Regions from separate parts of the Homo sapiens genome. Here region 2 is linked to region 1. The links are chromatin loops, found by intact Hi-C in ENCODE. Cell type or tissue: PC-9. All regions are shown on one strand. Each heading gives the region's core, and the rest is flanking DNA. Links, peaks and the distances in the headings are about the cores only.

The links. A loop is a pair of places that touch in the nucleus more often than their neighbours do. Peaks named below come from ENCODE experiments on the same cell type or tissue, not always from the same donor. Only the 100,000 strongest peaks of a DNase experiment are listed, where the experiment ranks them.
Region 2: a loop joins it to region 1, with 2.6 times the contacts of the local background. A loop is called at or near these places in 1 of 110 quality-filtered maps.

The regions. Positions count from the first base shown.
Region 1 is chr2:238,856,859-238,873,844 of GRCh38, forward strand. The region is part of intron 1 of TWIST2 (twist family bHLH transcription factor 2); the gene reads left to right. Among named protein-coding and RNA genes, the nearest start is that of TWIST2, 17 kb to the left of the region's middle. RefSeq lists enhancers at 272-771, 349-518, 7,350-7,644, 7,914-8,531, 15,976-16,480. In PC-9, for the core only: no CTCF peak of the experiment used is centred there; a DNase peak (open chromatin) is centred at 7,543; H3K4me3 peaks cover 363 bases; H3K27ac peaks cover 384 bases.
Region 2 is chr2:238,904,820-238,920,187 of GRCh38, forward strand. TWIST2 (twist family bHLH transcription factor 2) reads left to right here. Exons shown (of 2, transcript NM_001271893.4): 2 at 5,023-5,715. It overlaps LINC01940 (long intergenic non-protein coding RNA 1940), which reads right to left. Exons shown (of 10, transcript NR_034162.2): 9 at 14,909-15,028; 10 at 14,481-14,697. Among named protein-coding and RNA genes, the nearest start is that of LINC01940, 14 kb to the right of the region's middle. In PC-9, for the core only: no CTCF peak of the experiment used is centred there; no DNase peak of the experiment used is centred there; H3K27me3 peaks cover 171 bases.

The sequences.
Region 1 (16,986 bases), core at 5,503-10,502:
GCCACGAGGGAGGCCGCTGCAGACACAGTCACTTGAAGAGGACCTCAGGTGCCTTCCCTTCCTGTTTGGTCCCAGGCATCAACACTGCCCAGCAAAGTGTGTCCAAGAAGCCCCAGAGGGGGCCGTGTCTCTGAGGGGCCTGTGACAATCGCAGGTGATTCAGATGCCAGAGAAAGCAGAGGCCCCCAGAGGAAGGTGGTCAGGGGGCCATCTGCTGTGCCTGGGGTCAAGGACCACTGGAGGGAGCTTGGGTTGGCCTGAGACTGTTCAGGGGAGGGGCACCATGGGCATGGTGCCCCTGCATGACGGGCGGGCCCTCCCATGAGAGAGGAAGAGGGGAGCAAGAGGAAGGACGCTGCTGGCTGTTTGCAAGTAGCTGTCCCACCACCCTGGCACTTCCCTGGTCCCTGAGGCTGGACGGGCCTTGGAGCCCATCTTCGCTAAGGCCCAAGTCACCTATCAGCTCGTGCTGATGAATGTCTGAGCATGAGCCCAGCACGGCTCAGCATTTGCCAAGGTTAAGGAAAGGAAGTGGTAACTCAGCATTGATTTCCTCCCCCTGGATTTAATAGCGATAGATCTAAACCTGCAGTCAGATATCACTTTGAAAGCCTTGGCTCATCTAAAGACAGCTTCCAAGAGACGATCAGGCCAGGCCACTGCTGCGGTTTGCAGAGGAAGCAGGACCAGCCCTGTCTTTGCTGAAAGAAGCCAAACGACCATCTTGTCTGTCTCGTAAAGCATCCTTCTGCTTGAATAGCAGAGCTCTTTGAACGGCAATAAAATATTACATTGAGGCTGGGCGCAGTGGCTCATGCCTGTCATCCCAGCATTTTGGGAGGCCAAGGTGGGTGGATTACCTGAGGCCAGGAGTTCGAGACCAGCCTGACCAACATAGTGAAACTCCATCTCTACTAAAAATACAAAAATTAGCCACGTGTGGTGGCACACGGCTGTAATCCCAGCTACTCAAGAGGTTGAGGCAGGAGAATCACTTGAACCCAGGAGGCAGAGGTTGCAGTGAGCTGAGATCGCGCCACTGCACTCCAGCCTGAGCGACAAAGCGAGATTTCATCTCAAAACAAACAAACAAACAACAAGCAAACCAACACCATTACATTGGGCAGATGACAGACTTTGTCCTCCCGGCTGGTTCCTCCAAAGCCAACTGGCCTGGGGGTTCTCTGTACCAGGCTCTTGGACAATCAGCTTGTGTTGTACTGTTTCCTGAAAGTTGCAAATATTGTTGAATGTTAATTACATAATTTCACTTTTTCTAACCAGAAAGAGGAAAAGAGGAAGTGGGGAGGCAGAAAGTGAAGCTGCTGTGCATTTCTGCCTCCCTGGGCGCATCCACCGGGCTTTCTCCTACTTGGTTCATCACAATGTGAAACCATAATTAACTAATTCTGAGAACTTTTAAATGCTTGTGACTATACATGATCGGTGTGACTCTCTACAACAGATTTTGCAATTAATTGAAGTCACTGTTTCTGGAATAAGTCATATGGGATTCTTCCCTTTAGTAAGCTTTTTTGAGGTGGTATTTTTCTAATTTGGGAAATTTTAATTAGGCAGAAACCAAAGGCTGTTGACTTTGCGAGAGGCAAGCTAGCTCCCCAAGTGACTCTCTTGGTCAGAACCCATTGTCTTGTGTCTGGGGGATCCACGGTTCAGAATAAGACTTGACTGAAGTTAAGTCTTGACTCAAGTTAAGCAGTGGAGAACACTTTTCTGCCCTCAGCCTTGCAGTTTCCCATGTGGTCCGAGGCAAGTCATGGCCTCTCTGGGCCTCAGTTTCCCCGTCTGTAAAATAATGGACTAAGTTTCTTATAGCCCTCTGGCTACTAGAATTCTAAGAGCCAATATAACCCTGCAATTCCACTGCTAGGTATATACCCCAAAACACTGAAAACAGTTTTGTTCAAACAAAAACTTGTACATGAATGTTCATAGCAACATTATTCACAATAGTCAAAAGACGGAAACAGCAAAGTGTCCATGAACTGAGGATCAGTAAAACGTAGCCCATTCGTACAATGGAATGTAATTCAGCCATAAAAACAAATGAGGTTGGGCACAGTGGCTCACGCCTGTAATCTCAGCACTTTGGGAGGCTGAGGCGGGTGGATCACCTGAGGTCAGGAGTTCAAGACCAGCCTGGCCAACATGGTGAAACCTCATCTCTACTAAAAATACAAAAATTAGCCGGGTGTGGTGGCGGGCGCTTATAGTTCCAGCTACTCGGGAGGCTGAGTCAGGAGAATCGCTTGAACCTGGGAGGCAGAGGTTGAAGTGAGCCGAGATTGCACCACTGCACTCCAGCCTAGGCAACAAGAGCGACACTCCGTCTCAAAAAAAAAAAAAAAAAGTGTAATATGTGCTACAGCATCGATGAACCTTGAAAACATTATGCTAAGCTCAAGAAGCCAGATGACTACATATTGTGATATTTGGGATTTCATTTATATGAAATGTCCCAAATAAGCAAATCCATACAGGCAGAAAGGAGACTGGAGGCTTCTCGGGCTTCATGGGAGGGGGTGTCGGGGGTGAGTGCTGAACAGGTGTGGAATTTCTGTTTGGAATAATACAAAACGCTCCAGAACTAGGTAGTGATGATGCCTTCACAACAAGGTGTATGCACTAAATTCCACTATGCTTTAAAAGCTCAAATGATAAATTTTATATTGTATGTATCTTACTACTATCACCAAAAAAAAAAAAAATCCTACTTCCCAGACCATGTGCATCTCTGGTAACTGAGGTGTTCAGTTGGGGGTGGAGGGGCTAAGGGGCTAAGCGTTCACCCATCCCTCACTTTTCAGAGATGTTATCCAGTTTATCCTCCTGCTTCAGCACTTATCCAACTCTTCTAGTTGTGCCTAAGAGCATTTTCGACATCTAGTTCCTAATGTGTTTATTCACACACACACATGCATGCACGCACACGTGTGTCAAACAATTCTGAGGCACACTGTTTCTTTTGCCTGCCCTCTGCTTTTTGTGACATGTTGAGTACACCTCTTGAAGCCTCTCCACAGTAGACTGAGTTCTCACCCTCTGGGGGCCGAGGCAGAGAGGGATTCACGCTAAGCCTCCATGCTGCTTGCAGTCAGCCTCTAGATGAGAGCCAGGAGCATTTGCCATATCTGTAGTGGGGGAGTCTGGTACCTGATGGGAAGACACACAAGGGTGGCCCATGAGTGCACACCTCTCGCCTCCATCAGCAGGCTGTCCACAGCCCAGGGCTCGTCTGCCCGCTCGGTGGACCGCTTCAGGCTGGTTCTGGGCTCAGAGGCCCTCAAGGGGTTGGTGCCACCTCCAGAGTCATGGGATTCCTGCTCTTCGTGTGTGCAGGTGCTGCTCCCAGAAGACAGGGAGACACCTGGAGACATCAGGAGGGTGGCACTAACTCGTTCAGCACCAGTTGTGTGTTTTCCTTCGGTTGCTCATTTTTCTTTTCTTCCTCCCTGATCTGTGCACCCTTTACATGCTCCTCAGCCACCTGTGTTTGAGACACTGTCAAAACCGCCCACCCAAGAGGGATGGGCCAGAGAGCTGCTCTGAGTGCTCCCTCAGCCATGACCCCATCCTGTTTCTTTTTAAGACATCATCACCTTTGTGGCATTATTCAGCCAGATTTTGAGACACTGATAGAAGCCCCAGAGATGGTGTTGGGCTCCAGGATTGTTTGAATTTTCAGAATCCAAACTGAGGGATCAGGAGAACTTGGAGCAAATCCCAAAGGATCTCACCAAGGGTTGAGTTGCCAAAAGCAGACAAAAACTGTTCCGGGCCAGGCGCAGTGGCTCACGCCTGTAATCCCAGCACTTTGGGAGGCCGAGGCGGGTGGATCACCTGAGGTCAGGAGTTTGAAACCAGCCTGGCCAACATGGCGAAACCCCGGTTCTACCAAAAATACAAAAATTAGCCGGACGAGGTGGTGGGCACCTGTAATCCCAGCTACTCGGGAGGCTGAGGCAGGAGAATCGCTTGAACCTGGGAGGTGGAGGTTGCAGTGAGCCGACATCGCGCCACTGCCCTCCAGCCTGGGTGACAGAGCAAGACTCCACCTCAAAACAAACAAACAAACAAAAAACTGTTCTGTGTGATGCTGCTGTTCCCCCATTCCCAGTCCCATTGCTGAGCAAAGAGGAAGCCACCAGGGAGGAGGTGCAAAGGGAAAGAGATTCCCAAAAGCTGCCAAGAGAGAGGACTCCAGATGGAGATGGGAGGACTGGCCGCCGGGGCCCTGGCCTCTTCCTTAGTTAAGTTGTGCAGTCGGCTTGACAGGAACATGGGTCACCCTCAAGCCAGACACATCTTGGTCTCATGGCCCCCATCAGTCACCGCCGCAGGGGTTCTTCCCACAGCTGCCGAGGCGCAGAGCCCAGCTGCTTTGATTCATGAGCACGATATTCACATTCGTAGCACAGCACACTTGCTTTTCCTGGGGGATGCTCTGCTCTCCTTTCCGGCCACTTCTGCTTCGTGGTAACTAAATTGGAGGCTCTACCATGTCCAGCCTGTGCTCTGTATGCCTGGGGGGACACTGGAGCCAGCGCCCAGTGAGTGTAGGGTAACTAGAAAGGGCACCTCCATCACTGATTTTCCAACTGACTTTCAGAGACACCATCTGGATGCTCTGAGGCAAGTCGGCACCCTTAGGCGCCCGGTGGGGGTAGTGTTCCGCCCTTGTCTCCTCCACTCCTCCTCCCTATCTCTATCTCACTATCCCTGAAGGTGAGACCGTGGTGTCAGAGAATGCACTGAGTCAGCGTCCCTTTTAGCACACCTGCCACCACCTGACTAACAGCAAAGCCAGGCTTCCTGGTGAATCCCGTTACAGCCGTCCCGTTTATCCATGGTTTCGCTTTTCGAAGTTTCAATTACAGACAGTCAACCACAGTCCAAAGTTATTAAATGGAAAATTCCAGAAGAAAAATTGATACATTTTAAATTGCACACCATTCTGAGTATCTTGATGAAATCTCGAGCTGTCCCGCTCCATCCCCCCAGTCTCTGGGTCATCAGACAGAAAACACATACAGTATATATAGGGTTCCGTACCATCCTTGGGATCGAGCATCCGCTGGGGGTCTTGGTGTGTATCCCTGTGGATAAGGGGGCCTACTATAATTTCATCCCACTGAGGTGCCATGGCCCAGGCCAGCAGGGACAGTCACAGCTGTGGACGGAACACCACAACCACACGTGGACGGAACACAGCGGGACATCAGGCCAGTGTCTTACAGGTGGCAGTGGTGAACATCCAGTGAGCTGAAGTGGTGTTTACTAATGCAGGCCTTTCCGACCATCTGCTTCCAAAAGCTGACCATTCCAAGTCCAGCAATCATAAATAAAATAGCAAAATAATAACTCACTAAATTAAAATTGTAAACTTTTATATACCAAAAAACTATGACAATCAAAAATTTTAGAAGAACCAGGAAGAAAATATTTACAATCTGTTTTGCAATGGGTTAATGTTCTTACTAGAAAAAGGGCCTTTAAAAAATTTAAAAAGACAATTACCCCATATGGGCAAAAAATATGAATTCATAAAAGGAGAAATTCAGTTGGTCAATAAACGCGTGAAGTGTTGAACTTCAACAATAATCTAAGGAATTAGAAATAAAACAGAAGGATATTATTTTTTATTAAATTGGAAAAAATACATAATTATAAACCCCAGTATTGAGGAAGGTGGGGGAACCAGGCCATCCTATTTGCCAGAGGGAAGAAAAGCTGCACAAGCTTTCTAAAGGAATTTTGATGGTAGGTAAGAAAAGATCTAGGACTGGAAATACCCTTTGCATGAACAATTCCACTTCTAGGAATTATCTTAAGTGAATAATGGCAGAGCTGCCGAGCAACAAAGAAATTCATATCAGCTTCATTAATATTGGCGACAAAATTAAAATGTCCTGGGAAATAGGTGGGATAAACTCTGCTTGGTCCATATGCTGGAACACTATGCAGTCAGCAAATGTGTGTTGTAAGTGGATGTTTAATAAAGTGACGGCCATGATTGTAGGATGGAGCAGTTCATACGATCTCAGGTTGGAAGATCAAAGTGTGTGTGTGCATGCACGGGTGTGTTTGTCTGGAGAGACAGTGGCAAGAATGAATGTCTCTGGACCAAAAGTTGATGAAAGAGCTTCCTTTCCTTCTTATGTTTTTTTTTTTTTAATTTCTAGATTTTCTACAGATGCCCTGTATTACTTCTGCAATTTGAGAACACAAATCCAGAGGTGCCCAGTGCTTTGTAAAGATAGTGTGGCAGGCACATGCTGACCGACCCTCCCTCCAGAGAAGGGCAACTACTCCCAGTCCCATCATAAGGTGGTGCAGTGAAAATACAGCTGCCATCCACATAGGAATGCCCTCACCGCAACCCCCACTCGGTGTTAGGACTTAGGTACTTGCTGAAGTAATACAAAAGAGTGGCCTTCAGAATATATTTTTGTATCTTCTGCAATCTACATTAAAGATGCCCGTCCATCATTTTCAGAAGAGGCCTTTCGTGTTAGGATAATTCAGAAGGATGCACCCGGAATGTACCAGCGCGGCTCCCTGATGGAGCTGGCGACGTCCTTTGGCAGTGAGGGCTGTGCGGTTTCAGCTCTCCTGGCTGGCCTTTACCCGCTGGGCAGTTCCCAAATGGCGCTTCATGATGGGACTGGCGCTCATCCTCACACTGTTAGTGTTAGCATCCTCATTTCTTCTGCCTTTTTTTCACTCCTCTCTACGTAGTTGGGGATATCTGTTGTTAACCATAAACCACTTCAGCTTTGGGGAAGCAAGTGGGAAAAAACCTCAATGAACCCCTTAGCTGTTCCCCGAACCCAAATTGAGAAGAGGTGCTTTGACCCCGACTCACTCAGTGGAGCTAGAAAAAGCCCTTTCTTAGCTACTAGAGACGTTTTATTCACTTTTTACCAGGATCAAAAATGAAAACCACGTGTCCCCCTGGCCTTGTATGATGAATGACAAATGTGTGGGACTGAGGAGAGGTCGGCCGTAGAGTAGGTCTACCCCCTATCCTGGGGGCATCCCTGTGTGCCAGCTTCTCCAGAACCTACAGGGAGGAAGCACCAGGCGGCACCTCCCCAGAGGCTGGAGACCAACCAGGCACAGAATCTCTCATTTCCTTTCAGATTCTTCGCCATAATCTAATTTTCGTTAAGCCTGTCTTCCTTTACACCCTGGGCTACATTTGACGCATATTTCTGGCAAATTCTGGGACCACCTTTGCCAGATGACCAAATCCTTTTCGGAGAGATGACTGAAATATTTGTAAGTTTCCATCAGCATGGGGGGAAGGGGCTGGAGGTGAGGGGGGACCTCTCGGGCTGTGCCGTGGTATCCTCTCTTCTCCACATTACACCCCAAGCACGCGACTGTGAGCGGCGATCGGGGCCTGATCCTCAGTTCGAAGACACAGATGCTCACTGCTGTAGAGACATAAAGAAACCAAGAGGTTAACTGCCAGGGTTAGTCCCCTCCGCGGGCCTCCTGCATGAATCAGAGCCGACTGGGAGCAGGAGTGACTCAGAGCCGTGGCTTTTTGTCCTCTGGCTGTGCAAATAAACAGAGCAGGAAGGTTTGAATGGGCCAGGCCTGGAGCAGAGTGCAGGGTTGGAGGCGGCTCCCAGTTCCAAGGCGCGCCCCACCCGGCCCCCAGGCCAGGTCAGCCTGGGGAGGGGAGAACTAAGGGCACCAGGCAGCCCACCCGGCCCGGCCAAGACCAGCAGGACAGGGGCCCAGAGGCTGGTACCCTCCGAGGTGCGGGAGAAGAGGAGGTGGGAGGGTGCGGGGCCGTGGCTTGCTCTGTGGGGACACTGCCCTGGGGTCCACCCTGCCGCGGGGTCCACTTGGTATAGGCACCCACCAGGCCTGCACCCTACCCTGGGAAACACCTGTGGGGCTGTCCCCTTCTCTGAGCATCTGTGAGGGGTTTTCCTCTCCTTAGGGACCCCTGGAAGGTCCAGAGTGCAGGGTGTGTGGCCAGGCCAGGCCTGGAGATCCGCCAGGAGCAGAGAGCTCCGGAAGGCCTGCCGGGAGGACCTGGAGGATGCATCTACTGCCAGGCTCGGTGGGCCTGGCCACCCGAGGGGCCTCTTCTCTCCCCCTGCAAACTGACATAAAGGGTTTGAGAAACGATGGCAAAGCCACACGGGGTCACTCCACTCGTTGAAAGTCCACCCAGCAAGCATGCAAGCACTGGGCAAGCAAAATTATTTTCATCCTCAGAATGGTCCAGTGAGCTGGGTGCTTTCACCCCCATTTCACAGCAGGGGAAACTGAGGGACCTACGTAACTCCTCAGCTGAGAGCATAGACAGAGCTGTGGGCAGAGCCAGGAAGCAAACCCAGCCAGTCCAATTATCTAAAAAATGAGATTTTTCCCTCCATGCCAAGTATGGCCCCATCCTACTGAGTCGGGTCATTATGTCAGGGCTCTCTGCTTTAAACGACGGCGCACAGGGACCTCCCCATGCAGCAGGGAGTACCCCGGAGAGTGAGGGGGGCCTGGATCCAGCCGGGCACCTGTTGGCGTTCCTACACCCCTGCAGTCTGCTCTCAGGTGCTCCTGTGTTGGGAGCAAGGCCTGAGGCGCTCGTGTCAGGATTCCCTGCGGGAGATCGGGTAGCTTCAGCCTGGGCACAGAAGCCTCTGGGTCCAGAAGTGAGCAGATCAAACCCCTGCCCTACTCACGTCACCCACCTGGCGTCTCCTGGCTTTGGGTGGCCCAGCCACATGCCTGCAGGTTGAGTCTTTGAATTTGCAGGGCCAGGGCCAGCTGTGCCATCTGGTCTTTTGGAACTTTTTTTTTTTTTTGCTGTGGCATTAGACAGGCATCCCCTAACCCAGAGAACCCTCACTACCACTGCTCAGAGGTCCCTTTTTATACGTGGTGCCAGTGAATACACCAATTTAGATGCTCTGTGTAGGTAGGAAGCAATCCCCACAGTCTGTGCGATGTCACCTTGTGTGGTGGAAATGCCATTCGCTGTGATGAACCCTTTCCAGTCACTCCACCGTACAGTGCCCCGCCGGGGTCGGATCGGCCCTTCTTCCTGGTCCCATCTCCCGGGATCTGCTGTCCCCTCTTCAGGCCCTTCTTTGTGTGGTTAGCCTGGGGTACCTTTCCCAGTCACTGATCTGACTCCGTCGCTTAACCTGTTAATGGAATAGCATGGACGATGCACCCCACACTGCATCTGGTGTTACTGGGACCCACTGAATGTAGGTTCCTTTACCCCCATTTCACCTGCTGCCAGCAGGATGGCCAGGCCTGCCAGGCACCGCCCAGGTTCCCCATGGCACGGGCCCTGCCTGCTCTTCTGTGAGCTGCCTCTGAGCCCTGGGCACCCTCCATGGCGAGCTCCCCAGGCCAGGAGCATGTCTGTCCTTTTCACCCTGTACCCAGCACTTGGAGCAGTTGCCAGTAAGAACAGGGGTGAGGAGATGAGCAAACCCACATGCTTGTTCTTAAAGCATGGCACCTTCGGCCAGGCACAGTGGCTCACACCTGTAATCCTGGCACTTTGGGAGGCTGAGGCAGGCAGATCACGAGGTCAGGAATTCGAGACCAGCCTGGCCAACATGGTGAAACCCCGTCTCTGCCAAAAATAGAAAAATTAGCTGGGCATGGTGGTGTGTGCCTGTAATCCCAGCTACCTGGGAGGCTGTGGCAGGAGAATTGCTTGAACCCGGGAGGCGGAGGTTGCAGTGAGCTGAGATCGCGCCACTGTACTCCAGCCTGGGTGACAGAGCGAGACTCCACCATGGAAAAAAAAAAGAAAAGCACGGCGCCTTCATGTTCCATGCCTTCACGCTGCTCTCCCTTGACTGGAATCTCCCTTGTGCCCGACAGGACTACCTCCAGTGTCCCCTCCTTGGGGAGCCTCTAACCACCCTGCTGGCATTTGTGGTGACTCCTGAGGCCTCGTATATCCCCTAGCGGCCTGGCAGCTGCGACGGTTTGTCTGCCTGTCACCCCGGGAGCACCTTCAGGACTGTGTCCTTGTCATGTATCCGGATGCCCGGCTCAGCCCATGCCCTGCACAAGTGGGGGTCATGGAGGGAGCCTCTGTTTCCCCACCAAGTACACCAAGAAACTACACTGTGTCTGATGCAAACGCATGTTTTCTGTGCATCTGTGATTTACAATTCCCTGGCTGCCTTCCAAGCAGAACGCACCTGGCAGCCTGGGGGTCTTGTGTTTGCCCCAAACAGAGGAGCCAGCCTCTTGTTTCGAGGGCCTTTTCCGTCCTCGAAGCCAGCAGCTGGAGGGAAGGAGGCTGGCTGTAACATTGGAGGGGCCACAACCCCCGAATTTCTTCTGCAGAAGAGAAGGGGTAGAGGTGGAGAAAGAGGGAGAGGGAGGCAGGGAGGGAGGGGGAAGCCACTGTACAGCCTAGCCTGGAGACATCTTGGGGGAAAGTGATTCATCTGATCTGGGATGGAAGATTATTCTGGGGAGTAAAATGTCCTGCCTTCAACACACACACACACACACACACACACACACACACACACACACTCCTCAGTAAAATACCCAGTTCTCACCAGGCTTTATGCAGTGGCTCTGGGGGCAGGGGCACAATAAAGAGAAGTCCCAGCCAGCTCCCGGGGTGGTGTGGGCTGAGGAAGAGGCTGGGAGGAGAGAGTTGTGGCTGGGAACCCTTTGATAAACAGGAAAGAATATTTTCACTTTGGCACAGGCCTGGCACGGAGGAGCTGTCAGCAAGCAGGCGTCCGAAGATTGAGATCACAGAGGGGTGGCCGAGGCTGGGGCACAGGCTGGATGCAAGGCAGATGCCACATGGAACCCTTAGGTATTGAGTGCCCTGAAACTAGAAACTGAAAAGGCAGTCACATCCTCATCAGAAAGAAATTGATGGTGAGTTAGGAGGCCAGGAGGGAAGCAGCCGTTCCCAGAGCTGAGGGGCATCCCTCGAAGGCGGGAGGGAGAGAAGTGGGAGGCAAAGGCTGGGGATGGCCGGATGGCCCTGGGACCAGCAGAAGGAGCAGGTGGGCTGAAGAATGTGTTGGAGCAGAGACTGTGGTCAGCGGAAGGCATGAGAGGGGCCACCCTCCTGCATGTAGTGAGGCTCGGGAAACGTGGAACGAAAGAAAGATAGAAAAAATAAATGCAGTATAATGGAAGTTCCAAGGAACACTGCAGTTAGGAAGGTGGCTGGCATTCCGGAATTACCTCCCTGACCAGTGCAGTGCCCCACAAAGGTGGCATCCCTCACACATCAGCCCCGTGCCCTGGGTTCCCTCTGGGTGCACCTGCCCAGGAGGTCAGGCTTTCTGCACGTGGCTCCCAGGGGCTCTGCTGAGAAGCCCTTAGACATCGTCTAGTACAGCCCCTGGGCCCTCTCTGGGGTGCAGACAAGCTGGTGAGCTCCAGGTCTCAAACCTGACTGCCCAAGTGCCGGGAGCCCCCCGCCCCCCAGCCTGCTCTGGTAAGCGTCGGGCTTCTGTCCAGATGACACAGCTAAGCAGGGTTTGGAAGAACAAAAAACAAAACCCAAGCCTGCCCACTTCGGACAGGGGCAGGGTGGAGAGCCTCAGTGGGGGATGGGGGACTGGCTAAGTCAGGCAGACTCAAGGGGTATGGCCAGACGGATCCCAGTCTCCTCCCATTCCACGTCCCTACATCATTCTATGGGACCACAGGAAACCAAACTGGCCCTTCTTGAGACAGAGATGGAAGATGCTGTTTCCCACAGTGGACACCAAGCAGTCCTGGCTGTGACTGTGTCTGTGGGACAAGCCGTGTTCCAAGGTTGGTGACTGTCCGTGATCACCAGCTGCCACCATGACCAGTATCCTCTGTTGCCCACACACTCGGGCATTGTTGGCTGGGCTCAGTGTGGTGCCAGTGTGGGCTGATCCACAGGCATGGTAGGGCCGGGACACAAGCCCACGGCTCAGCAAGGCTGGAGGGAGCGCTGCGTGCCGGCCGGTGCAGGGGCTTGTGTCCATTTGATTCTCAAGATGGTCCAGTGATGGAGGTGGCATCCACCTGCATTCTCTCGCATTTTCTAGAGAAAGGAAGTTCATCTCAGAGGGGTCAGTTGGCATCGGTGTCTGGGTTGTGAGAGACAGTGTCGTCCGCACCAGCATCAGGCAGCAGATGGCACGGGTAGGTGCGCGGGCAGCAAATGCTTGGCAGTTTAAGTGGTTTCCTTGCAAAGGACGAGGCTGGGGAGCACGCCACTGAGAGAAAGGCATCGACTCCTGCAAAGCCTGCTTCCGAAGCGAGCAACGTGGACTTGTTTGCACAGAATGGGAAATAGGTCCAAGTGCGGTGAGGAGTACTTTAAAGAAGGGATTTCACAAGCGGTGCTGGCACAGGCCACTGCAGCTTGTTTACTGCCACGGAGATGGAATTTCATACTTTCAAAAGGAACAATCTGGGATCTCTCAATAAAACTTCCAGGGCACAGGCAAGGAAAACAAAAATAGACAAATGGGACTACGTCGAACTTAAAAACTCCTTTGTATCGAAGAACACAACAATGAAATGACAACCTGTGGAATGGGAGAAAGTATCGGCAAATTATCCATCTGATAGGAGAGAACTATCCAGAAGAGATGCAGGACTCCTATGATTCAACAATAAAAATTAGATAGCCTGCATAAAAGTAGGCAAAGGCCTTAAATAGGCATTTCTACAAAGATGATATACAAATGGCCAACAAGCACATGAAAAGATGCTTGACACTACCACCCATCAGAGAAATGCAGATCCAACCAGAAAGAGGTACCAGCTCACACCTATGAGGTTGCCTACTCATGCCTGCAGTCCCAGCATTCTGGGAGGCTGAGGCGGGAGGATTGCTTGAGGCCAAGAGTTTGAGGCCAACCTGGGCAACCTAGTGAGATGCCATCTGTACAAAAATGAAAATAAAAAAGTAGCAGGGTGTGGCGGCCTATGCCTATAATCCTAGCTACTTGAGAGGCTGAGGCAGGAGGATCACTTGAGTCCAGGAGTTTGAGGTTACAGTGAGCTATGCACACCACTGCACTCCAGCCTGAGCAACAGAGTGAGACTGTGTCTCAAAACAAACACAGAAAATAAATGTTGGTGAGGATGTGGAGAAATTGGAATCATTGGGCACTGCTGGTGGGAATGTAAACCAGTGCTATAGAAGACAGTACGGAGGGTCCTCAAAAAATAAAATGCAGAACAAACAAAACGACAAAACGTGGTGTGTACACAGACACACCATACACCCCCCACACACACACCACACCCCATACACACCACACCCCACACACACCACACACCCCACACACACATCACATACCACACACAAACCACACACCCCACACACACATCACATACCACACACAAACCACACACCCCACACACAAGCCACACACCCCACACACACATCACATACCACACACCCCCACACACCCCACACACCCCCACACACCCCACACACCCCACACACACCACACACCCCACACACACACCACACACCCCACACACCCCACACACCCCACACACACATCACATACCACACACAAACCACACACCCTACACACACCACACACCCCACACACACCACACACCCGACACACGCCACACACACACCACACACCCCACGCACACATCACATACCACACACAAACCACACACCCTACATACCCCACACACCCCACACACACCACACACCACACACCACACACACACACCACACACCCCACACACACATCACATACCACACACAAACCACACCCCCCCACACACACAGCACACACCACACACAAACCACGCACCCCATGCACACACCACACACCACATCCCACACACTCCCCACACACATCACATACCACACACAAGCCACACAACCCCCCAGACACCACACCCCACACACACAGTACACACTACACACAAACCACACACCCCATGCACACACCACACACCCCACACACACCACACCCCCACACGCCACACACACACCTTACCCCACACACACCACACACACACCACATACACACCACATCCCTCCCACACACCACACACACACCACACCCCACACATACCCCCCAAACCCCACACCCCACACACACCACATCCTCCCACACACCACACACACACCCCACTCTGACACACACCACACACACAGCACACCCCACTCACACACATCACACCCACCACACACCCCACACACAAACACCCCCCCCACACACACCATCACCCCCCCCAACACACACACACACACACACCACACCCCATACACACCACACCCCACACACACCACACACCCCACACACACACCACACACCCCACACACACATCACATACCACACACAAACCACACCCCCCCACACACACAGCACACACCACACACAAACCACGCACCCCATGCACACACCACACACCACATCCCACACACTCCCCACACACATCACATACCACACACAAGCCACACAACCCCCCACACACCACACCCCACACACACAGTACACACTACACACAAACCACACACCCCATGCACACACCACACACCCCACACACACCACAACCCCACACGCCACACACACACCTTACCCCACACACACCACACACACACCACATCCCTCCCACACACACCACACACACACCACACCCCACACATACCCCCCAAACCCCACACCCCACACACACCACATCCTCCCACACACCACACACACACCCCACTCTGACACACACCACACACACAGCACACCCCACTCACACACATCACACCCACCACACACCCCACACACAAACACCCCCCCCACACACACCATCACCCCCCCCCAACACACACACACACACGATGGAATGTCATTCTGCCTTTAAAAAGGAAGGTTGTCTCGATAGGGACCATAGCATGGATGAACCCTGAGGACACGGTGCTGAGTGAACTAAGCTGGTCACAGACAAACACTCTATGACTCCACTTACACGGGGAACCTCGTGCAGCCGGATTCATAGAGACGGAAGGCAGAACGATGGCTGCCGGGGGCCGAGGGGAGGAGTGGGAAGTGCGTGTTTAGTGGGGACAGAGTCTCAGTCTGAGAGGAGAAAAAGAGTTCTGGAGATGATGGTGGTTAAGGTCACACAGCAGCGTGAATGTCCTTAATGCCACAGAACTCTACGCTTCAAAACGTTAAGACGGTCAATTTTATGTCGTGTATTTTACCAGGATTAAATTATTTCCGGGGATGTTTCTGCCATATTAACCGGAAGGCAGGTGACTCCTGGGCTGGGGGGGTCCCACAGTGGGTCCTGCCTGCCCCCATGCTCTCTATCCCACTAGCAGTCCCTGGCCAAGAGTCCCGGGCCACTTTATGCCCTCAGACTTGTTGCTCATTTAACCTTAGTCCAAGTGGGTGGTGTTCCAGGGTGAGATTTGGGCTGGACACTGGGCTGAGCTATGTAGGCCAGGATGAGGGCCATGCCAGTGTAGGGGGATTGCAAGGCCAGAGGAGTGGTCTCAGGTGCACCACCCTGTGCACATCAGGGCTTCCAGCACGTTCTACTTGGAAGTGATGCTTACAGATTCTCAAGAAGGTTGAATCCAAACCCTTGTAAAAATTGGGTCCTGTTGAGTGTCTTTTTGTTTGTCTGCATTTAGATCTAGTAACATTTTGGCCAACGCTGTGCAGGGAAGGGCGATGCTCTTTCTTTTCCAAGAATTGGGGTTAATAGTCCATGAATTTGATACAAATATGAGTCTTCAAGGTCATTCTGATGAAAGCTTTCAGGCATTTTTGAAGCTGTGAGTTATTAAATACGTAGCATCTACCCATGGGGGGAAGTAGGGCACAGGCCTAGCCACGGAGCAGGTACAGTTGCCACTAAACCCCTGGCACCAGGACGATTTACTGGACAGGTGACCAGTGTTGTTCCCATTCTGCAGATGGAAAGTCTGGAGGTCACGGGCATACGGCCCAGAGGCACACGCTCCGCAGATGGTTTTGCGTAGCTGGTATCATGTGGGGCAGCTGCAGGGTCCTTCGTGTTGCCCTCACATTTACTGAGTCCTGGCTGTTTGCAGTCCTTCTGCTGGGTGCTGGAGACATAAGAATGACTAGAATCTGTCTCTCCTGTGGAGGACTCACCATTCACATCCAGCCAAGGAGACAATGGAGGACTCACCATCCACATCCAGCCAAGGAGACAAATCTACTGACAGCCATTCATAACACTGCATGTAGCTGTTGTACAACAATGGTTAGCAAACAAAGAAGACAAGGATGCCTCCTCCTGGACACAGTAGGGAGGCCAGACCAAGGGGTGGCACTTTGGTGGATCTGTCGTTCAATCAACAAATACTTGTTGAGAGCCTCCCACGTGCTGGGCTCCACATTAGAGACCGGGATGTGGCGGGGAAGAAGTCAAGGCAGTTCCTGTCACCATGAAGCTTGCCATGGGAGGGGAGGGGAGGGCAGGCAGGAAACACACAAGACAGCAGATGTGGGCTTGCTGACCATGGGTGCTGAGAAGGAAGCAAGAGGATGGGGAAGGACATCTGAAGAAATGACGCTTGAGCAGAGAATGAATGGAGTGAGGGGTCCTGCCCAGGTTGAGGATTAGGTGCGCAGAGCCTGGCGTATGCTCTGGGGGTTGGGAGTGGGCAGGGGGATGGCTTCAGAGTAGAAGGGAGCTGCAGAGATGTGCACGCATGAGCGCACACAAGAGCTACGGGGTCCTGCTGAGTGAGATGTTCTCAGGAAGGTGCACACCGTGCACAAGGAATACACAACGGGCAGGTGGGTCCGAGCGCTCCTCCCTGTGCCCAATGCACGGTGCCAGGGGAGGACAGAAGCAAAGTTGGGCTGAGAGTCAGAAGCAAATCTGGGCCGAGAGTCACGCTGGTCTTGGAAAGGCTTGATGAGTGGGCCTGAGGGTACGTTCCGGAACATCTCGATACCAGAAACAAAATAATAAAAAGCCTTTGTTTGTGTCTTGCTCAAGAGA
Region 2 (15,368 bases), core at 4,616-9,615, 47 kb after region 1:
AGGAAGGGAGGGAAAAATGAATGAATTGGTGAAAGGATAAATGGATAAAAGGAAGGAAGGATGGATAGATGAATGGATGGGTGGAGGGAATGAAGGACAGGTGGTACATCAATGAATGGATCAATGAAGAAATGGATGGATGGAAGGAAGGAAGAGAGAAAGAAAAAAAGAAGAAAGAAAGAAAAGAAAGGAAGGAAGGAAGAAAGAAGTAGGTAGGTGGGTGGCTAGGTGGGTGGCTGGCTGGGTGGGCAGGTGAGGAGATGGATAAATGGTCTTAGAGTAAAACGCCTTTCCCTTGGCCCACCCTGCCTCCCTAGCCTTTTCCGTAATGCTTCTGTCCCTTTGTTAGGCCTTGGGGATATAGAGTTGAATGGGGCCTCACCTGCTCATTAGGGCCCCGGTCTGGTGTGGAAGACACAACTGAGGCACTCTCTTGGTTCAGCCACAGCTTTGCAGCTCCACCCATCCCCCGACTCCTGGGCCAGGCAGGCAGATACAGGGAGGTAACTGCACGCAGCACGCATGCACACAGTTCCAGGTGGCCTGTGTATGCAGGAGGCGCTCCCCAGCCCCAGATGTTTTACATTTGTTGCAGAGAACACGGCCCATGTCAGCAGACATGGCTGGGGTCAGGGTGACATCAAGGGGGCCAGGCCCGGAGGCTCTCGGTCAAGAAGACTAATGAACCTGCCGCCCGTTTCTGCCTGAGCCTGGGTCCCCTCGGGCACGTGAAGCAAACCCTGAAACCCACCACTGGCCAGGGAACGGCCCCTGTCATTTTTGGCTTTTCATGGGTGATACGGTATTTCCCCTTGGAGGGTTGGTTCAGCTCATATATCAAAAGCTGTGGTAATTATTTCCTCCCACTGAGGAAGGCTTCCATTTAGCTTTCTCTACCCACCCCCCCTTATTAATTATCTAATTACAACCACATTCTCCAAGAGAGAGCAGCCTTTGACTTTCTGCCCAGGACCACTTAAAAAAGGCTTAAATATTTGGAGTGCTCTGAACTTTGAAAAAAGTGTGTGTGTGTGTGCGTGTGTGTGCGTGCGTGTGTGTGCATGTGCGCGCATGCGCGTGTGTGCGTGTGTGTGCGTGCAGGTGTGCGTGTGCGCGTGTGTGTGCGCGCGCGTGTGTACGTGTGCGTGTGTGTGCGCGCGCGTGTACGTGCGCGTGTGTGCGTGTGCGTGTGTGGTTTTCATACGCATGGGTTTCAGGGAAAATACGTCTTGGCTTTTTCAGACTGTTGCCTTGGTTCAACAAAGGTTCCTGGAGGTCTCTGAGGACCTGGGCTGCTGGGGTGAAGCCTGGGGCTGGGGGTTGGGAGAGGGCTGGGGGTGAAGGAGCGGAACCACACGTCCCCCCTGCACACTGCTGTGCGACATCAGACACCCACGCCCACAGGGACACACACGGACCCACGCACACAGATGCACACACCCACACAAAAACATGCACACTGACACTCCCACAGGGACACACACACAGACCCACTCAGGAGGATGTACATGCTTACACACACACACTGACACACGGACCCACTCACGTGGATGTACACACTTACAAACATGCACACCAGCACTTCCACGGGAAAACACATGCACTCACACGGATGCGCACACACACATACACATGCATACTGACACTCCCACAGGGACACACAGACCCACTCATGGATGCACATGCTCACACACATGCATGCACACTGGCACACACACGGGCCAACTTACACGATACACATGCTCACACAATTTACACAACTTGCACATGGACACACACTCACTCTGGACATTCTTTCATACTCACACTCACTCTCACACTAGTGGGCACACTCACAGACACACACACGGGATGTCACCGAGCACCACGTCACCCGTCCCTCCAGCTTCCACATCCTCCCCCCAGTGCCTGGGGCCTCCCTGGACCTCCTTCCCTGTGGCAGAATCCTCACGGTGACCCCTCTCCTGGCGGCCGCCTTGGGGAGCCCATGCCTGCCTCTGGGCTGACACCCACCCCTCCCACCACGCTCAGCCGCTCTGCGGGAGGAGGGTCTCGTTGCGCTGGTTTGCCCCTTGGCTCAGGGGAGTTCTCCAATAATTCTCGCTGAACACTCACCTCCCGCGAGCTCTGCAGGTCAACTGGCTGTTCTCATGTTTGTGCAAGAGGTGTGGGAGTGAGCACTTACACGGCCAGGCCCTGTGGTGAGCAGTAAAGGTCCCAGGTCGCAGGGCCAGTCTTCAGCGATCCCTGCTAGAGCTCAGGTCTCCTGGCAGGACAGCAACACAGCCTGGGGGCTGCTGCAGGCTGGCCTGGGTGTGTGGCAGAAGCGGCCCTGAGGCGCGGCGCGGGGCCCACCTGTGTTCGCCACACTCCCGACCAGGTGCTGATGCCAGTGGCGTGTCCCCTGCCCTGTGGGCCCCACTGAGGTGGCCCAAGACCTTGGGCTTATGACACCACATCCCTGTACACCCTGGGTCTCAGACGCTGGCCCCGGCCACCTCTCAGCACCTTCTCTTTGAGCTTGGCAGGCACAGAGGGAGGCGCGGGATTGGGGTCCCCACCCCGGCTTCCTGGAGGACCTGGACTTTCCTCCTGCCTGTGTCTCCTCCCCCTGCAGGTGGGAACCAGGCTCTGGGTAGCGCCTGAGCGGGTTCTTTCCCCAAGGCGCTCCCGGGACAGCTGGTTGCAGCCCCAGAGCTGCACCAAGCCTGGCACACCCACAGTTTGATTGGCCCACAAGTGCGCTTAGAAGTCACTTGTGTGGCATGAGGGGACCTTGTGGGGCTGGAAGAATTGTGTGTCTTGATCATAGTGGGGGGTGCAAGAAACAACACGCATGATGAAACTGCAGGAAGTACACATACACCACTCACACACACACACAAATGCACACAATACACACACAAACACACACATAAACGCACACAACACACACACAAAAACACACAAACACTCCACATACCCACTTACACACATAAACACACACCACGCGCCACACAAATATACCACACACTACACACACACCCCCACACTGTACATACACACCACATACACACACACCACACAAACACACTACACCCCCACTTACAAACACACACCACCTACACCACACACAAACACACATCACATGGCACACAAACATACCACACACTACACACACACCCCACATTGTACATACGCACCACATACACAAACACATACCACACAAACACACCACACCCCCACATACACACACAAAGTCACGCCACATACACCACACACCATACAAACATACCACACACACAGACATACCACATACACATACACATAGATACCATACCATACACACTACCCACTACATACCACATATACATACCCCACACCACACACACATACACACGCCACACTGTACACATATACCCCCCATACAAAATACAATCCCCCAAACACACACCACATACACCATGCACCATACATACCACACACTACACACACACTTCACACTGTACATAGACACCACATACACACACATACCACACACACAAACACACCACACCCCACATACACACAAACACAAACCACATGCACCACACACCACACAAACATACCACACACTGCACACACCACACATACCACATACACACACATGCACACACATACAACATACCATGTACACTACACACTATATACCACACATACATACCCCACACCACACACACCCACACGAGTGACATGTGAATAAGCTCTTGGTCCATACTGGTGCCAGATGCCTGGGTGTGACGTGACGACACCACTGTATGTGTGGCATATAATGTGGTATATAATATACCATATGGTATGTTGTCTGTGTGGATATGTATGTGGTATGTTTGTGCAGTGTGTGGGGTGTGTGTAGTATGCAGTGTGTTTGTGCTGTGCAGTGTGTGTGTGGGTATGTGGGGATGTGGTGTGTTTGTGTGTGGTATGTGTTTGTGTATGAGGTGTGTATGGACAGTGGGATGCGTGTGTAGTGTGCGGTATGTTTGTGTGGTGTGTGGTGTGTGTGATGTGTTTGTGTGTGGGAGGGTGTGGTGTGTTTGTGTGGTGTGTGGTGGTGTATGTAGTGTGTTTGTGTATGTGGCAGTGTGGTGTGTTTGTGTGTGTGGTATTTGTATGTGGTGTGTATGTACAGTGCGGGGTGTGTGTAGTGTGTAGTATGTTTGTGTGGTGTGTGTGTGTATGTGGAGGTGTGGTGTATTCGTGGTTGTGGTATGTGTATGTGGTGTGTATGTAGTGTGGGGTGTGTGTAGTGTGTGGTATGTTTGGTGTGTGTGTATGTGGGGTGGGGTGTGTTCGTGGGTGTGGTATGTGTATGTGGTGTGTAGTGTGGGGTGTGTGTAGTGTGTGGTATGTTTGGTGTGTGTGTGTATGTGGGGTGGGGTGTGTTCGTGGGTGTGGTATGTGTGGAAACTGGGTGAAAGGCACATGGGACATCTCTGTGTTGTCTTTGCAACTTCCCGTGTGTCTGCAATTGTTTTGAAAGCACGCATTTTAAAGCAAGAATCCGCCGTTGACAGCTCCCGCCAGCGGCTGACCCATTTCTCTGCGTCCTCCTCGCTGGAACCCAGCCCTCTGCTGCCCGAAACCCCACAGCTCCCTCGGGCCTGCACGGGGCCAACGTGCCGAGCCTCTCTTGTCCCCAGGCAGCCTGTTCTGAGGGGCTCACCCACAGCCAGACCGCATTCATGGCTGCGCTGAGCACGGGCCAGGGAGAGGCCCCGGGGTGGTGAGTGTGAGAAAGGGCACTCGGGGGCAGGAAAGGGCACTCGGGGGAGGGAAAGGGCTTGGCCTGGCCCAGGGGGCAGGGGTTGCGGAAGCCTGGGCTGGCCCCGTAGCAGTCACCTGCCCAGTGTCTTTTGGGAGGAACATGAGTAGAACAGAGCCAGCTCTCTCAGGGCCTGCCCCGTGTCCCGTCCCACCCAGCCTTGGGACAGTCTCAGGACGATCCTGCAGGAGGCCGAGCGAGGCGGCCGTAGCTCACGGTCCCCCTTCCGTATCTTCCAGGCTGTCCGTCGCGTCGGCGGCGCAAGTGGAATTGGGATGCATTCGAGTCTGTAACTTCTGAAACCTGAACAACCTCAGGAGGCCCCCACCTCTGCCCTCCACCAGCGTCGAGAGAAGGGACAGCAGTGACATCGGACAGAAGACCCGGGCTCCCGTCCTCCCCCAGGACGGTCCCCACATAGGAAGGGCACTCCCAGCCCTCTTGCTGGTGACATTGTCATGGTCATCTTGTTTCTGTTTGGATTTTTCTTCTGGGTCTTATGTTTGGGGGGAGGTTTATTCTTTCTGAAAATGTCTAGATTCAGGAACACATTTATGAGGATTTGGATTTTGAATTTGTATTTCCCTCTAAGTGCCTTTTTTAATGTCTATTTTTTTAATAAAACAGAAATGCATTCTTGTACAATTCTGTTGAAACTGGACCAAGGCTCTCAGAAGAGGACCCCCGAGTTCCTTCCCCTCCCCCGAGCCTCTGCATGATTGTTTCAAGTCAGCCTGGAATTCTTACTTTCACGCCGCTATTCTTTTCCTTTCTCCGTGATTGCTTGGCTAGCCATTTAAAAAAAAATATTCTCTGTTCAGTGTATATGTTGCTTGTTTGTTTTATTTATTGAGATATTTTTACAAGCTAAGTGACTGCAGTGTGGCTGTGTATCCTGCTCCCCACCCAGGAAAAATAAAGACGTCCGCGCAGCCATGGTCTCCCCATCTCTGTTCTCATCTCTACTTCGCAGCTCAGGGCTCTGCCTGAGAGAGTCAGAACAGGTTGCAAGAATCACTATTACTTCACTTTAAAAGGCACGAGAGAGGATGTGAGACATTTTATGCTGTGCATGTTTGTAGAAATTTCTAGAAACTACCAACTCTAACATGGTTGCCAGTGTGAACAGACCGAGGCCTGGGAGAGCAGAGGGGGCCTCAGCCCTTTCCCAGTGCCTAGTCCTCTGCTGCTCCCCAGCAGCCTCAGCACAAGAGACCATTGCTGTCACACCCACGCCCCGCTCTTGATACAGAAGCGTGCCCATTCTGTGAGCCACCCCTGCTGTCCAAAGTCCGGGCCAGCCTTCCCTGCTGCTCACCCTGGGTGGTATTCCCTGCTCTCCCAAGCATGGCATTCATTTGTGCCACCACCTCCCTGCTTCTCTGAACGAGTCACCGTCTGCTCCACATGCATCCGTGCCATGTTGACCATGAGCTCACCAGGCAGCTGGCTAAGAATGGAGCACCTGGGTGTGCAGGTTAGGTTGGCATCCTGCCCAGAAATCCCAGAAGGAACATGATCTGCCATCAAGGAGAGTCAGCCTGGGTCTGGTGCAGGCGGGCACCTCTGCATGAGGGCAAGGGCTCTATGCCCTGCCCGCTACCTCCTTACCATGCCAGCACCCATGAGCACTGGGGGCTGGGTGTTGCTTGTGGACCCCAGGGTGGAGGCTTCCAGCTCTGGAGACTGAGAGTCACCAGGTCACTACCCTGAGCCACCAAACGCATGTCTCCTGGGGGACATCTGGTACCGGGGTCTGCTGGGTGGAGCTGCCCACCAAGCAGTGGACACACAGAGCCCACCCAGCTCCTAGACAGAGGTTCTGGAAGTAGGGGTCTCTGGCAGGATGGTGGTGGCTTGCGAGCCTCATTTCCCACTCCCACCCTGTCCCCAGGTCCACCACGGCAAGGACAGGAGCTCCGGAAACACCAGCATGGCCTCAGCTTCCATCTGGCTCCTGTTGGTGACCTTGATGCAGCACTGGCTTCCACTGGGGCTGGCATCACCGGGAGCGCCTGTCTAGGTCACAGATCCTTGAAGCACAAGCGCCAGAACCCACTGCATGCAACAAGCACACAGACACACACACACACACGCCCAGATCGCACATGCACATGCCACACACATGCATGCACACACACCACACACACATGCACACCACACACACATGCATGCACACACACCACACACACGCACACATCACACACACATGCATGCACACCACACACACATGCATGCACACACACCACACACACGCACACATCACACACACATGCACACACACCACACACACGCACACACCACACACACGCATGCACACACCACACACACATGCACACATCACACACACACATGCAGGCGCACAGACCACACACACAATGCGTGTGAACACACTTGGCACACTTCAAACACACGCACACGTACCCAGGTCACATGAATGTATGCACATACAACCAGCATACACATGCACACATGTGCACACACGAGACTCTGGGGAGATAGAATGGGGCAGCTGTGGTCCCAGCAGTGAAAGGCCCTGCCCTCCCCAGTACTGTCTGGCATGCTCTGCTGAGGCCCGTGGAGGCCACGAAGACTATGAAGGCCACGGTGCCCTCCCTCCTGACGTGATTCAAATAGAAATAATCCCAAGTCATGTAATGCAAAGCTGGCGGACAGTGGGGCCAGAGGAGCCTCTTTCTTGGTTTCCAAGTTGAAAACTTCGTTATTCCTCTGCCCGGTGCCCTGAGCCTGGTTTCCTGGTGAGCAACAGCCTCTTGTCACCTCTGTGGGGGACCCAGCCCTGTGAGTGCTCACACCGAAGCCCCAGGCAGAAGGGGCAAGGAATGAAAGGGCCCCGTGCAAATGAGGGGGCACCCTGGCCCCACGTGGGAGGTCAGGGATGGAGTTCAGTGGGGGCCTCAGAGCAGTGACCAAGCCGGGGGGGTCATCCCAGGGCCTCCCTGCGGCGGCCGCCTCTCCGGGCATCACCGCCTGCTGCCTGTTCCCAGCCCAACTGCTGCACACTCTGGTAGCCACATCAGGGTGTCCTCCTCCCCCAGCCCTGGCCTCTCCTGGGGTCTCTCCTGGGGCTTTTGTCTCCAACTCTGGGCATCCAAGGAGCGGGTCACCGACACCTTAGGCTACGTGGAAATACGCGGCTGTGGACACGGGCTCACTTCCTGTTTTCACCCCCACACACACATTCCTGGAAGAGGTGCCGAAAGACGCTGGCTTCCGGAACACGTGTGTGTGTGTCTATGGTTCCATACGCACGCTGGCACGCGTGTATTTGCATGTGTGTGATGCATGTCTATGGACTATGGACGCAGGTACCTGCTCTCCCATAACCTGCTGCTGGCTCTCCTCCCCAGGCATGTCGTGGGGCCACTTCCCTGTGCTGGCTCCTGCTCTGGGGTCTCACAGCTTCTCTGGGGTCAACCAGAGCCCTCTGCAGTCACGGCCCTGAGAACAGACCTGAGTGAGCTGGTGTGCACATGTTTTCAGGGTCAGATGACTGGTGAGTCCGCAGAACAGGAGACTGTTCCGAGCCCCAGGGGCTGTCTAAAGGAAAACCTACCCCAAACCCATCTCACTTCCGCCTGTGTTCAAAGGCAGCCCGACGGAGTCCCCAGCTGTCAGGTGACCAGGTCAGCCTGAGGAGCCTGGGTGCAGACATGTGGGGTGAGGGGACCTGGAGGGGGCGGCAGCACTGCCGGGACCCCTGCACCCAGCCAGGCCCTGGCATCGCAGACCATCCTTGAGGGAGGGCCGCTGGCCAGGCAGGTGGGGGCCTTGAGTCTGAATTTCCCCGCAGGGCGAGACATGCTGGGGGCGGGGGCTCCTTTGCAGGTCCTCAGCCTCAGGTCTGAAACACAGCCTTGGGCCTGTGCAGTGGCCAAGACCAACACGTCTTGATGGAAAAGTCTCACTCTTTGATTTTGAAAGTGACTGCAGACAGAGGTGGGACTTCCAGGTTGTAGCTGATGGAACACAGGCCCCATGGGAGCCGGGAGTCATGCGGCAGCAAAGAGGCAACGGGAACTCAGCCCCAGGTCAGCCGTCTCCCTGCAGCCCCAGTGCCATCTGCAGGATGCTGTGTGGCTCTGAGTGACATAGTTTGGAGGGTTGCTGGCAGCCCTGAGCACCCCAGAAGAGGAGGTGGGGACCCTCACAGGAGACCAGACAGCCTCTGGGTAAGGCAGAGTGGGGATGGGCTGTCTGGAAGAGTGAGGCCTGGGTGGGCAGGGTGGGTCCTGGGGAGAGGCAGTATATTCCACGTGGCTACAGAGGCCAGGTGCAGCCTTGTGTTATCCTGCACCTGCAGGGCCATGAAAATGGCTGTCAGTCATAGAAACGGTGCCATCGGAGGCTCGTCGAACACCTCACTGTGTGTGGCATGGGTATGCCTGTGGGCCGCCACACGTAGGGGCCAACGTGTACAGAGGCAATCTGCCCCACAGATGCCTTCAACCCACAGGCTAAGATGCCACGTCGTCTGGGGCCAGGACCATCTGAAAGAGGGGGCACCCAGAGCAGTCACCACATGCAGAGGAAGAGTACGGGGCATGTGGCCTGCTCCTGTGTACCGTCCCTGCATCCTGCTTCTCTGTAGGCGGGGTCACCCACACTCTGTCTCCCTCTTAAGCCCTTTGGCTTGGGGTAAGACAGATCTAACCCTCCATCCACGGAGCACCGCCTCACTGCCCACACAGGACCGGAGCCACCTGAGCTGCAAAGTCCAGAGCAAGTGAAGGCCCAGAGAGTACAGTGATGACAGCCCTTATGGGATTGAATGTGGGCACCTCATAAACCGTAGTGCAGAGGTCCGTTCTGACCCCCAGCCCGTAGGAAGACTCAAAGTGTCCTTTCCCTCAAGGAACCCGACAGCTGCCTGGGAGTGTCAGGGCTCTTTAGAAACAGCCACGCCCTTTGCCTGCTCATGGCCACACTGGTTTGTACCCCGGTGGACTTGACTTTCCACCTCCAAGCACCAGTCTCCCTGAGATGAAGCCCCCAATATCTACTTCTGGGTCTGCTTGCTGCCGACTGCCAGTTCTGTCCTCCTGAATAAAGACTCTCATCCTGACCTGGGCTGGGCTCGGGGCTGCCTTTTTCCTGCCGCCCCATCCAAGGCTGAGTGGACTCGCCCATCCTCCACACATATTTCCAGCAGGTCTCATCACTCGCTGACTCAGTGACCCAGGAAACAGGCCCGACTGCCGAAAGAAAGTGGGGAGGGCATGAGTGGGAGCCAGAGGAGGAGAGAGGGATGGGAGAGGTGCTGGGGTGCATTGGCCAGGAAGGATGACCAGGCCATGCCCGGGTTCCGGGGGTCTAGGGATGAAGCGTGGGAGGGAGCAGGGAGGGCAGGAAGCTGTCCGGCAGCTCTGCATTGCAGGAAGCGTGTTTAGGTGTGACCGGTTACACATGCATGATTATCAGTGTTTCCCCCTGAAATCCTCCAAAAGATATGTTTACATCTAAACCCCTGGAACCTGTGAATGGACCCTACTTGGGAAAAGTCTTTGCAGATGTAATTAAGTTAAGGATCTGGAGATGAGACCATCTGGATTTGGGGTGGCTCCTAAATCAAGGACGGCCTTACAAGAGAAGGGCAGTGGGAGATTTCAGAGAACACTGGGAGATGACAGAGGCAGGGATGGGAGTGACGTGTCCACAAGCCAAGGAATGCTGGAGAGCAGCCTGGAACAGGCGCTCCCTCCGAGCCTCCAGAAAGAACCAGCCCCGCCCACACCTTGATTCAAATTTCTGCCCCCAGAACTCTGGGAGAATCCACTTCTGAAGCTATCAGTTTGTGGTTGTTTGGTGCAGCAGCCACAAGGAACAAATACAGCCCCCGAAAGTGACATCAAAGAAGGAATGACCTGTGAATGCGCAGGAGAGGGGGACAGGGGCAGCCTGCAGACAGGAGACCCTGTGAGGCTCATGGAAGATGAGTGGGGAAGGGTGGGCAGCCCCTCGGCTGAACCTCGAAAGAGGAAATGCAGCAGGGAGGCCTGAGTCGGGGAAGCTGGACCAGCAGGCTGGTCCCAGAAGGACTGGGGACTGGCAGGTGACAAAACCTCTAATTCTGAGGTACAGCATGGGGCTAAAGCTGCAGGACCGGCTGATGATCTGCAAGAGACACGGGGAGACCCTCTTCCTAGCTCAGAGTTGATGACCACTCTCCCCCACTCCTGCCAGCTGGAGGGGTCCAGGAAGGGTCTGAACCCCAGCACAGCCTTGTGGAGCAGGTGGGAATGGAGGACTCGGGGTGACTCTAGGAGGCTCCCCACTTCTCCCCTGCTCAATGCCAGCTGCTGGAAGCCCAGCCTTGCCTCTCCAGGCAGGAGGCTGGAGAACCCCTCTCAGCTTCCGTTATAAATGGACACCCGGGACAGACAGGCCAGAACAAACACACAGAAGAAGCACAGAGGAAGGGGGAGAAGCACGTCAGAGGTGCCGCCGGAGAGAAGCTCCCATACCTCCGAGATACAGCGACCGGCGAAAAAGAGAACTGAGAATTCCAGTGATCTCCTGTGAATTAGGAAAACCATTTCTTGAATGGAAACTTTAGTAGCAGTTTTGGAAGATGAAATGAGAGAAATCATACGCAGCAGGGCAAAAAGACAAAGAGAAGAAGAAAAACAAAACAAAACAAAACAAAACAAAACAAAACAAAAAGATTTGAGCACGAATCCAGGAAGTCCAATGAGGAGTCCCAGAAAGACAGAACAGAGAAAAGCAGGATTCAGAGCTGAGAGGCATGCGTTTCCGGGTTGAAAGGGCCATGGGAATGTCCTACACCGAGAAGGAAAGGAGGAGGGAGGGAAAGAAGGAGGAGGGAGGGAAAGAAAGAAGGAGGAGGAAGGGAAAGAAAGAAGGAGGAGGGAGGGAAAGAAGCACTGCAGGAGTGGCACACGCGGTGCTGATGTCGAAGCGCCAGTTCTAGGATGATCGAGGGGGCTAGTAGTTATCGTCCCTCTCCCCTGCCCAGGTTCTGGGCAATTTGGAAAAATAAAACAACAGAGAGGCGGGAGAGGGCTAAGTGTCACCTTTACAATCAGTGGAGGCTCAGCCAAGGTCAAGACCGTCTGTGGCAACCCAGTGGGCCTGCCCTGGGGTACCCAAGCCCACTGCCTTGCCCACCCACCCAGGCTCTGGGACTAGAAGGAAGGTGGGGTGGGCTGCAGGAGCCCCGTGATTCTTTCTGAATCTCCAGGGACATCACTGCTCCACGCTGGAACAGAGAGAGCCATGGCGGGGAGACAGGCTATGGGAGACCCCACTGTGGAAACAGGAGTGGGGAGAAGCCAGGCCCCCTGGCCTCAGCAAAGCCTTGGAACCGCATTGGACGGCCCCACCGCAGTGCTGGGACAGTGGGGTTGGGGTGATGCCTTCCACCCCCGGTGTGTGGACCCAGGTGTCCTGTCAGTTGTGAGTGCCGAGTAAAGACATCAGCAGCAGCCCCAGGCCTCCCCACCAGGGCCTGGCAGGACACCAGGCCCACGCCCAGATTCCGTGGTTTGAGGGAAGTTTGACCAGAGCTATGTGCGAGGTGTGGCAGAGTGTGGGGTGCTCACAGCCAGGGTGGCAGCAGGTGGTGAGCTGCCACTGGGGAGGCGTGGTCGATGGAGCCCAGGACACTCTGTGGAGGCTCCTGAGGGCTGTGCATGACAGAGAAGGACAGAGCCAGGGAAGAAACTCTGGCTTGCTCTCCTCCCACCCACCGGTCCCCTTCCACAGGCCCCCACTGAGCCCCAACCAGAGGGGAGGGAGCCCACAGACACAGCAGGTGGGCACAGAGCAGGGATCTCCGGGGCAAATGGGAGAAGGTCAGCTCCCCTCCCCGCTGTCCTGGCTCAACAAGCTCCCCCAAAACTAGGGCAAAAACCAGCAGATCTGGGGAGCAAACGATCCCACCTAGACAGCAACATCCCAAGCAGGGTTCCAGAGTGGCCTTGGGCAAACCAGCCCAGTGTTGGGTGCGTCACCAAAGAAATGTCTGCAAGGAAAGCAATGGCGCTGAGAGACCCCGGGGGTTTTGTGTGGGTTTTTTTGTTTGTTTGTTTGTTTGTTTTGTTTTGTTTTGTTTTAAGCAAAGTTTGGAGCTGAATTAGTGAAAAGTTCATAAAAAGCCACACACGCACCAAAAAAAGAAAAAGAAAAACAGGAAACAAACAATGATTAACTTTAAGAAAAACGAAAAGTTTGAAAAGGAAAGAAGTGGGATTACAGTGCAGTATGTGATTTCGTTTTGTGAACTGTGATTGATTGTATCACACAGCTATAACTATGGAAACAGTAAAACAGATTCAACTATTAATTAAGACTTAATTTTGAGAGGCACACGAGGAGCAGAAACAGGTGGGAAGGTGGATGTTAAAGAGCTGAGTCCTCAGCTCCAGGTGTAGAAAGACAGAAGATCATGTCTAGAACTGAAGAATTCATAAAGAACGTTCTAAGAATGTTATTATTATTATTATTAGTATTTGAGATGGAGTCTCGCTTTGTCACCCAGGCTGGACTGCAATGGTGCAATCTGGGCTTACTGTAGCCTCCGCCTCCCGGGTTCAAGAGATTCTCCTGCCTCAGCCTCCAAAGTAGCTGGGATTACAGGCACCCGCCACCACGTCTGGCTAATTTTTTGTATTTCTAAGTAGAGATGAGGTTTTGCCTTGCTGGCCAGGCAGGTCTTGAACTCCTGATCTCAGGTAATCCGCCTGCCTTGGCCTCCCAAAGTACTGGGATTACAGGTGTGAGCCACCCACCCCCCACAGCCTAAGCATGTTATTTTAAAATGTGGAGATAAATACCAGAAGAAATGGATAAAAACGCTGAAAGAGCCCTCCCAATGCTCGGGCTCTGGGATGTGAAAGGGAGGGAGAAAAGAGCTATTTTCCATTTTAAGCTTGTTAGTATTTTAGGATAGATAGATAATAGGTAGACAGATAACAGGTAGGTTGGTAGATAGATAGACAGACAGATAGATAGATAGATAGATTCATCTGAGATTAAAAGCTTAAACTTAAAAATTACACCATAGTGAAGAGGGAACCCTTCTACGCTGCTGGTGGGAATGTAAACTCATACAACCACTATCGAAAACAGTGTGGAGATTCTTTAAAGAACTAAAAGTAGAACTACCATTTGATCCAGCAATCCCACTGCCATATCTACCCAGAGGAAAAGAAGTCATTATACGAAAAAAATACTTACACATGCATGTTTCTAGCAGCACAATTCACAATTGCAAAATCGTGGAGTCAACCCAAATGCCTGTCAATCAACGAGTGGATAAAAAACTCTGATATATATATATATGGATGGATATATATATATGATGGAATACTATGCAGCAATAAAAAGGAATGAATCAACAGCATTTGCAGTGACCTGGATGAGATTGGAGACTATTATTCTAAGTGAAGTAACTCAGGAATGGAAAAACCAAACACAGTATGTTCTCACTGATATGTGGGGGCTAAGCTATGAGGACTCAAAGGCATAAGAACAATACAATGGACTTTGGGGATTTGGGGGGAAGAGTGGGGGCAGTGAGGGATTAGAAGACTACAAATATGGTGCAGTGTATACTGCTCAGGTGATGGGTGCACCAAGATCTCACAAATCACCACTAAAGAACGTACTCATGTAACCAGATACCACCAGTACCCCAATAATTTATGGAAAATAATTACACCATAGCAGAGAGATTTTAATGGTCGTTGTGTGGTAATAAAGAGGCCCATGTCTGCACACACATTTCAGGCTTTATCAGTTTTACCATGGGGCCCTTCTAGGGTTCAGTCTCGTCTGCCGGGACAATTTCCCAGCGCCACGTCCCCCTGGTGCTCAGTCGCAGCTGTGAAGTTGGATCCATCGGTCAGGAGAGACTGACTCCTTAGGTGTGCCTGAGAAGATGGGAGGAGTCAGGAGCAGGGATGTCTGAATGGGGACGATGCACTAAGCGGCCGGTGTCTATGCCACAGTCACCTTTGCTTTCTCACACACTCGTTGGACAGAGAGGACTAAGCCCATAAAAAAGCAAGTAACAGGGACTCTCTTCTTTATCCCCAATTCACAGAGAAGCACACAGAGTTCTGGAGAGGTGAGCTGACTTGCCTGGGAGTAGGGGGCTGTGATTCCAGTGGGGCCTGCCTGACTTCCAAGGCTCCAGAGCTTGGAGCCTCATGCCACCTCCTCCCCTGTCTGTGGGCACAGGCATGACTTGATGTGAAAAGCCTGGAAAGTAAAGTGGATCTGTCTTAAATGCACTGCGAGAGGGTCTAATTTAAAATATGTCTTCAATGCATTTTAATCAAGTATTTCTCTTGCAGTGAGAATGATCATACCCCAGTGTGACAGTTTCATATCAGATCTCTTCAAATTGTGTTATCTTAGAGTACTCACCCGTGTATGCCTCCCTTGGCCAAATGAGATAGTTCCTTAATGGACATTAAAACTGTGCTCTGAAAAGCTTGTTGAAAATATGGACAGAGGCACGTAACATGTGGGTCACTGGAAGCATTTTCCAAAAGGCACAATCTACATCCCTGTGGGTCTCCAGGACTGACAAAGCCAG